Regions from separate parts of the Homo sapiens genome. Here region 1 is linked to region 2. A link is a loop called in an ENCODE intact Hi-C map of the cell type or tissue named here. Cell type or tissue: PC-9. All regions are shown on one strand. Links, peaks and the distances in the headings refer to the core of each region. The heading gives the core; the rest is flanking DNA.

Region 1 (2,879 bases), core at 380-2,879, 76 kb before region 2:
TCCAGCCTGGGTGACAGAGCGAGACTGTCTCAAAAAAAAAAAAAAAAAAAAAAAAAAAAAAGGAACCAGGAAAGAAGGAGGTGCAGATATAATATAAAATAAATTAAGTAAAAACTCTATAGGACTGAATTTGAATTCGAAGTTTCTATAGGAATTTCTGCAGCATTTTATTGTGTGTGTACACATGTGTACACATATATGTATATCTCCTAGCCCTGCCCACTGAAAAGGCCTACAAATAGTGATAGGGTAGGTAGTTTTAGGTGTTCTGGGGGAAAAAGCAAAGCAGAGGAGGGGATCAGGAGGATCAGAGTGTGAGGTTGTGATTTTTTTTTTTGAGACTGAGTCTCACTCTGTTGCCCAGGCTGGAGTTCAGTGACACCATCTCGGCTCACTGCAATCTCCGCCCCCAGGGTTCAAGCGATTCTCCTGCCTCAGCCTCTTGAGTAGCTGGGATTACATGCACATGCCACCACGCCCAGCTAATTTTGTATTTTTAGTAGAGACAGGGTTTCAGCATGTTGGTCAGGCTGGTCTCGAACTCCTGACCTCAAGTGATTTGCCCACCTTGGCCTCCCATAGTTCTGAGATTACAAGTGTGAGCCACCACGCCCAGCCAAATTGTGATTTTTAGACAGGGTGGCCATGGAAGGCCTCCCTGGGAGAGAGGAATTTGAGTGAAGACGTGAAGAAGCAAGTTATAGGGGTATCTGGGGGAGACTGCTCCAGACAGAGGGAAAGTATAAAGTTTGAGTGGAGGGCAAGGCTGGCGGGGTCTGGAAAGCGGCAGGGGCCAGAGTGGTCCAAGCAGATGAATGAAGAGTGAGGGGTTCCAGTGTGATGGACGAAGTCAGAGACATACTGGGGGGGTGGGAAGTGACATAGGACCTTGAAAGCCACTAAGGAATCTGGACTTTACTCTGAGTGAGTGACACAAGAGGCCACTTGAGGTTTTCAAACAAAAGAATAAGATCTAATGGAATGCAGATTGAACTGGGAATGGGAATGGGAAATAAGAAGTTTCCTAAATGTGAGAAACACCCATGTTTAAGTGCCTAGTTTATGAAGATGATGGATAGATACCATTTTACAGTAGGCTGAAAACATATGGCCTGCAGATGTCAGAAGATCCCTCATCCATTTTTTTCCCAAAAGAGCTACAGCTGACTTAAAGTAATCACCAGTAGATTAATACACAACACCATGCATCAGGAGGCGTAAGCAAAGAAGTAGGCTCCAAAATTGCTTCTTTCTGTCCCAGATAAACATCAATTTTTGAACTTTGTCTGCTTTGTACAAACACAGGGAGAGCGGCTCACCTCAGCCAGGGCCAGGGCGGAGAAGGGCGTGTCTTCGGCAGGCTTCACCACGACAGTACAGCCGGCTGCCAGGGCGGCCCCCACCTTCCGGGTGATCATGGCACTGGGGAAATTCCACTGGGGTTAGAAGAGCAGAGGAAGTATGTGAGAGGAAGGACCACCTCCTTAGTGCAAAGGAAGGCATGTTGGGAAGTCAGTGAACAAATTTCATTGCACAACTGATTGACAAACCCGTTTGGCTGCACAGGTGAGCTCTCAGAACACCTGACCCCCCCGCCAACTTGAGGGACTCTGAGATAAAGGCTCTTGAAGACAGGAAATATTTTTAGAATTTAACACAGTAAAAAATTAGTTAGACCAGGGGTCAGCCAACTTTTTCTGTGAAGGGCCAGATCGTAAATTTTTTAGGCTTTGTAGAATGTATGGTTTCTATGGCAATTACTCAACTCTGCAGCTGTATTGTGAAAACAGCCACAGATAGTAGGTGTATGAATGGGTGTGGCTGTGTCCCAATAAAACTTTATTTACAAACATAGGCAGTGGGCTGGATTTGGCCTGAGGCCCATGGGAGTAAGTATTAGCAATGGTTTTGAAAATGGCAGATGATTTATTATTCCTTCCACATACATATTTATAAATGCCTATACATATACCTATAATAACAGTATTTTATTTTATTTTGAAAAACTCTATTATATAGTACTTACTCTGTATCAGGTATTTTTCTAAGTACTTCAAAATTAAAATTAATTAAATCCTTATCACAACCCAATGAGGTTGATATTAACCTCATTTGCAAGTTCAAGAAAACGGAGACAGTGCAGTTAAGTAATTTGGCCAAGGTTGCACATTTAGTAAATAGTGACCTTCAAGTCAAACCTAGCCAGTCTAGGCAATCAGGGGGATTCTGTCTGTAACTATGCTGAGCAGGAAAAACACAGACGTCTCGAGACCAGCTGACAGATACAGGAGAGAGGTTAATATGGGACCTAGTAGAAGGCAGGACCCAGAAGGAAAGCTGGGCGTTCCACAAATATACTGCAGCCCCATCCAGGCAGATGTGATACCTTATTTCTTAGCCTTTTTACCTCTAGAACCTGGCCCAGTGCCTGCTAGTGGGTCCACAAATGCTTTGTTATTGATGATAACCATCAATTAAGCATAACACTTTTTTCCAAACTATGGCAAGTTTAAAAATGTATCATATCTTAAGTCTTTTTAAAAATGATAAATACTGGAAGATCTTTTCAGAGGTGCTAGGCAATGCCAGGAAGAAGCCTCCATGCCAAGTCAGAAGAGCCCCTGGGTCCTCCTGCGGCTCATCCCACTTTTGCAGGCATTAGAAATGCATCATTCCACTCACTGCCACCACACCTAACATCATCACAGAGGACTAGGAAACACACTTCCACATCCAGCAAAAGCATCAGGAAACCAGGAACAGGTGACAAAACTAACAGGATGAGCACACCTGCTCACGAGGAAGAATGAATTGTTTCCCAACTCCCTATCCAATCTCCCACCCTAGGATCTTGCTGATCCTGTCACCTACCGGGGTGA
Region 2 (2,919 bases), core at 193-2,692:
AATTTAGTAAATGAGTAATTCCATAAATTGGGAAAGAGAGGGAGAATAAAGTACCATTTGATGCTGTTTTCTTAAGTGTAGATTTTCCCTATTAATTGACACTGGGTATTAAGGGATAAGATAAGCACAGGGCTAAGCATAGTGTCTGACCCATGATACAACCTCCACAAATTTTAGCTATTATTATTATTTCTAGATTTCATCAGTAGTTTTCAAAATTAAATAAGAAACTGTCATATCCTGCTCTGACCAAAATACTGTCAGCCAGTTTGATCACCCGTACCTCATGTGCCAGCTTTGGTTCAGAATAACTTTTGTCAGTTTCCACAAATCAAATCCGACCTCGGAGTATGAAGATTTGCCACCACTGAAAATATTTAAAGACCAGGCATGGTGGCTCACATCTGTAATTTCAGCACTTTGGGAAGCCGAGGCGGGTGGATCACTTGAGGTCGGGAGTTCGAGACCAGCCTGGCCAACATGGTGAGAGCTCGTCTCTACTAAAAATACAAAAATTAGCCAGATGTGGTGGCACATGCCTGTAATCTCCGCTACTCGGGAGGCTGAGACATGAGAATCACTTGAAACTAGGAAGCAGAAGTTGCAGTGAGCTGAGATCACATCACTGCACTCCAGCCTGGGTGACAGGGCAAGACTCTGTTTCAAAAAAGAAGAAAATGTTTTAAAAACTTGCAGCAGGTTTTGAAGGCAATTCTGAAAGATGGGTCCTAAAATGTTTTAAGCAGCAGGGTAGGTGGGAGGTACGCTAAACACATTGACAAAGCCAGCTTCTAGGGGAAGTCCTTACTATTCAAGATATGTTTTCCACATTGTACCAGAACTAAGCATGCACTGCCCTACTTCTCCTTTATGATTTATGTGCCAGAATAGGGATTGGGGTGAGCATCCTTAGCTGCGGTTTTCAGAACTTATAGATGTGAGAAAGCGGTCTGTAAACAAAGGGAAAGTGGCATTTGAGTTCAAGCCAGGGGATCTGGCCAGTGTCTTATTCATCTTTATATTTCTAGAGCATAGCATGATGCCTGGACTACCATAGGAACTCAATAGATGTTATGAATGAGCCATGAATTCTGTCTTGTGTCCCTTACAGAACCAAGTCGTCATTGCTGCTGGAAGGAGTTCTTTGGGAGCCCGACTCTCCGGGGCACTTCACGTCTATAGCCTTGGCTCAGATTGAAGATTTCACTGCATTTCCCCACTCTGCCCACCTCTCTCATGCTGAATCACATCCATGGTGAGCATTTTGATGGACAAAGTGGCACATCCAGTGGAGCGGTGGTAGATCCTGATAGACATGGGGCTCCTGGGAGTAGAGAGACACACTAACAGCCACACCCTCTGGAAATCTGATACAGTAAATATATGACTGCACCAGAAATATGTGAAATAGCAGACATTCTGCTTACTCATGTCTCCTTCCACAGTTTACTTCCTCGCTCCCTTTGCATCTAAACCTTTCTTCTTTCCCAACTTATTGCCTGTAGTCAGACCTGCTGTACAACCTATTTCCTCTTCCTCTTGAATGTCTTTCCAATGGCTGGAAAGGTCCCTCTGTGGTTATCTGTTAGAACAGTCTCTGTACACAATTCCTCCTAAAAACATCCTTTTTTAAAAAAAGAATTGTTCAGCCATAAAGAAAGAACAAGATCATGCCCTTTGCAGGGACATGGATGGAGCTGGAGGCCATTATCCTTCATAAACTATTGCAGGAACAGAAAACCAAACACTCCATATTCTCACTTGTAAGTGGGAGCTAAATGAGAACACGTGGACACATAGAGGGAAACAACACACACTGGGGCCTATGAGAGGGCGGAAGGTGGGAGGAGGGAGAGATCAGGAAAAATAACTAATGGATACTTAGGGTGATGAAATAATCTGTGTAACAAACCCCCATGACACACCTTTATGTATGTAACAAACCAGCACTTCCTGCGCATGTACCCCTGAACTTAAAAGTTAAAAAAAAGTTGAACTTAAAAATAACAGATTGGCCCATGCCAATCAAAGTATAATAGAAAGCATAGTATACAGAAAAAAAAAAAAAAAAGAAACTGAGGGAGGAAAAATAGTACAGAGTAAAGCATGGGGGTGAGGGATAACCTCACATTCCAAATCACTTGTGACTTAGTCCTTTTTAACTTTTATTTTAGGTTCAGTGGTACATGTGAAGGTTTTATCTTTTCTGTTCCTCCCACCTTCCCCACTCAAGTAGACCCCAGTGTGTGTTGTTTTGTGTTCATAAGTTCTTTTAACTTAGCACCCACTTGTGAGAACATGCTATACTTGGTATTTGGTTTTCTGTTCCTGGTCGTGTGTTAGTTTGCTAAGGATGATAGTCCTTTTTTTTTTTTTTTTTTTTTGAGACGGAGTCTTGCTCTGTTGCCCAGGCTGGAGTGCAGTGATGTGATCTCAGCTCACTGCAACCTCCGCCTCCCAGGTTCAAGTGATTCTCCTGTCTCAGCCTCCCAGGCAGCTGGGACTACAGGTGCACAATACTACGCCCGGCTAATTTTTGTATTTTTAGTAGAGACAGGGTTTCACCATGTTGGCCAGGCTGGTCTCGAACTCCTGATCTCAGGTGATCCACCCACCTTGACCTCCCAAAGTGCTGGGATTACATGTGTGAGCCACAGGACCTGGCCGATAATCCTTTCTTAATGAGGATTAATACCTTTTCAATGTTTATATAGTGAAGGACAAATATAAAAACCAAGACTATCACCCTTCTGTGCCCTCCAATACTTTTGTAGAGTTGGCTGTTCTAACACCTAAAGAGCCTAGCGACACTGCTAGTTTTAAGCCATCTCATGAGGGACCTTTGTCGCATTAGGTTACAACTTGTGCCAAAAGAACTAGAGGGAAAAGATGTGGCCTGAGCCACACGCTACTGTAAGG

The links. A loop is a pair of places that touch in the nucleus more often than their neighbours do. Peaks named below come from ENCODE experiments on the same cell type or tissue, not always from the same donor. Only the 100,000 strongest peaks of a DNase experiment are listed, where the experiment ranks them.
Region 1: it touches region 2 in a loop (9-fold over the local background); 16 of 110 quality-filtered maps call a loop at or near these places.

The regions. Positions count from the first base shown.
Region 1 is chr6:24,503,426-24,506,304 of GRCh38, reverse strand. It overlaps ALDH5A1 (aldehyde dehydrogenase 5 family member A1), which reads right to left. Exons shown (of 10, transcript NM_001080.3): 3 at 2,872-2,879; 4 at 1,320-1,436. Among named protein-coding and RNA genes, the nearest start is that of ALDH5A1, 9.9 kb to the right of the region's middle. In PC-9, for the core only: no CTCF peak of the experiment used is centred there; a DNase peak (open chromatin) is centred at 1,504; H3K4me3 peaks cover 1,461 bases; H3K27ac peaks cover 2,173 bases.
Region 2 is chr6:24,427,311-24,430,229 of GRCh38, reverse strand. It overlaps GPLD1 (glycosylphosphatidylinositol specific phospholipase D1), which reads left to right. Exons shown (of 25, transcript NM_001503.4): 25 at 1,112-2,919. The coding sequence ends at 1,198. Among named protein-coding and RNA genes, the nearest start is that of MRS2, 26 kb to the right of the region's middle. In PC-9, for the core only: no CTCF peak of the experiment used is centred there; a DNase peak (open chromatin) is centred at 1,429; H3K27ac peaks cover 1,856 bases.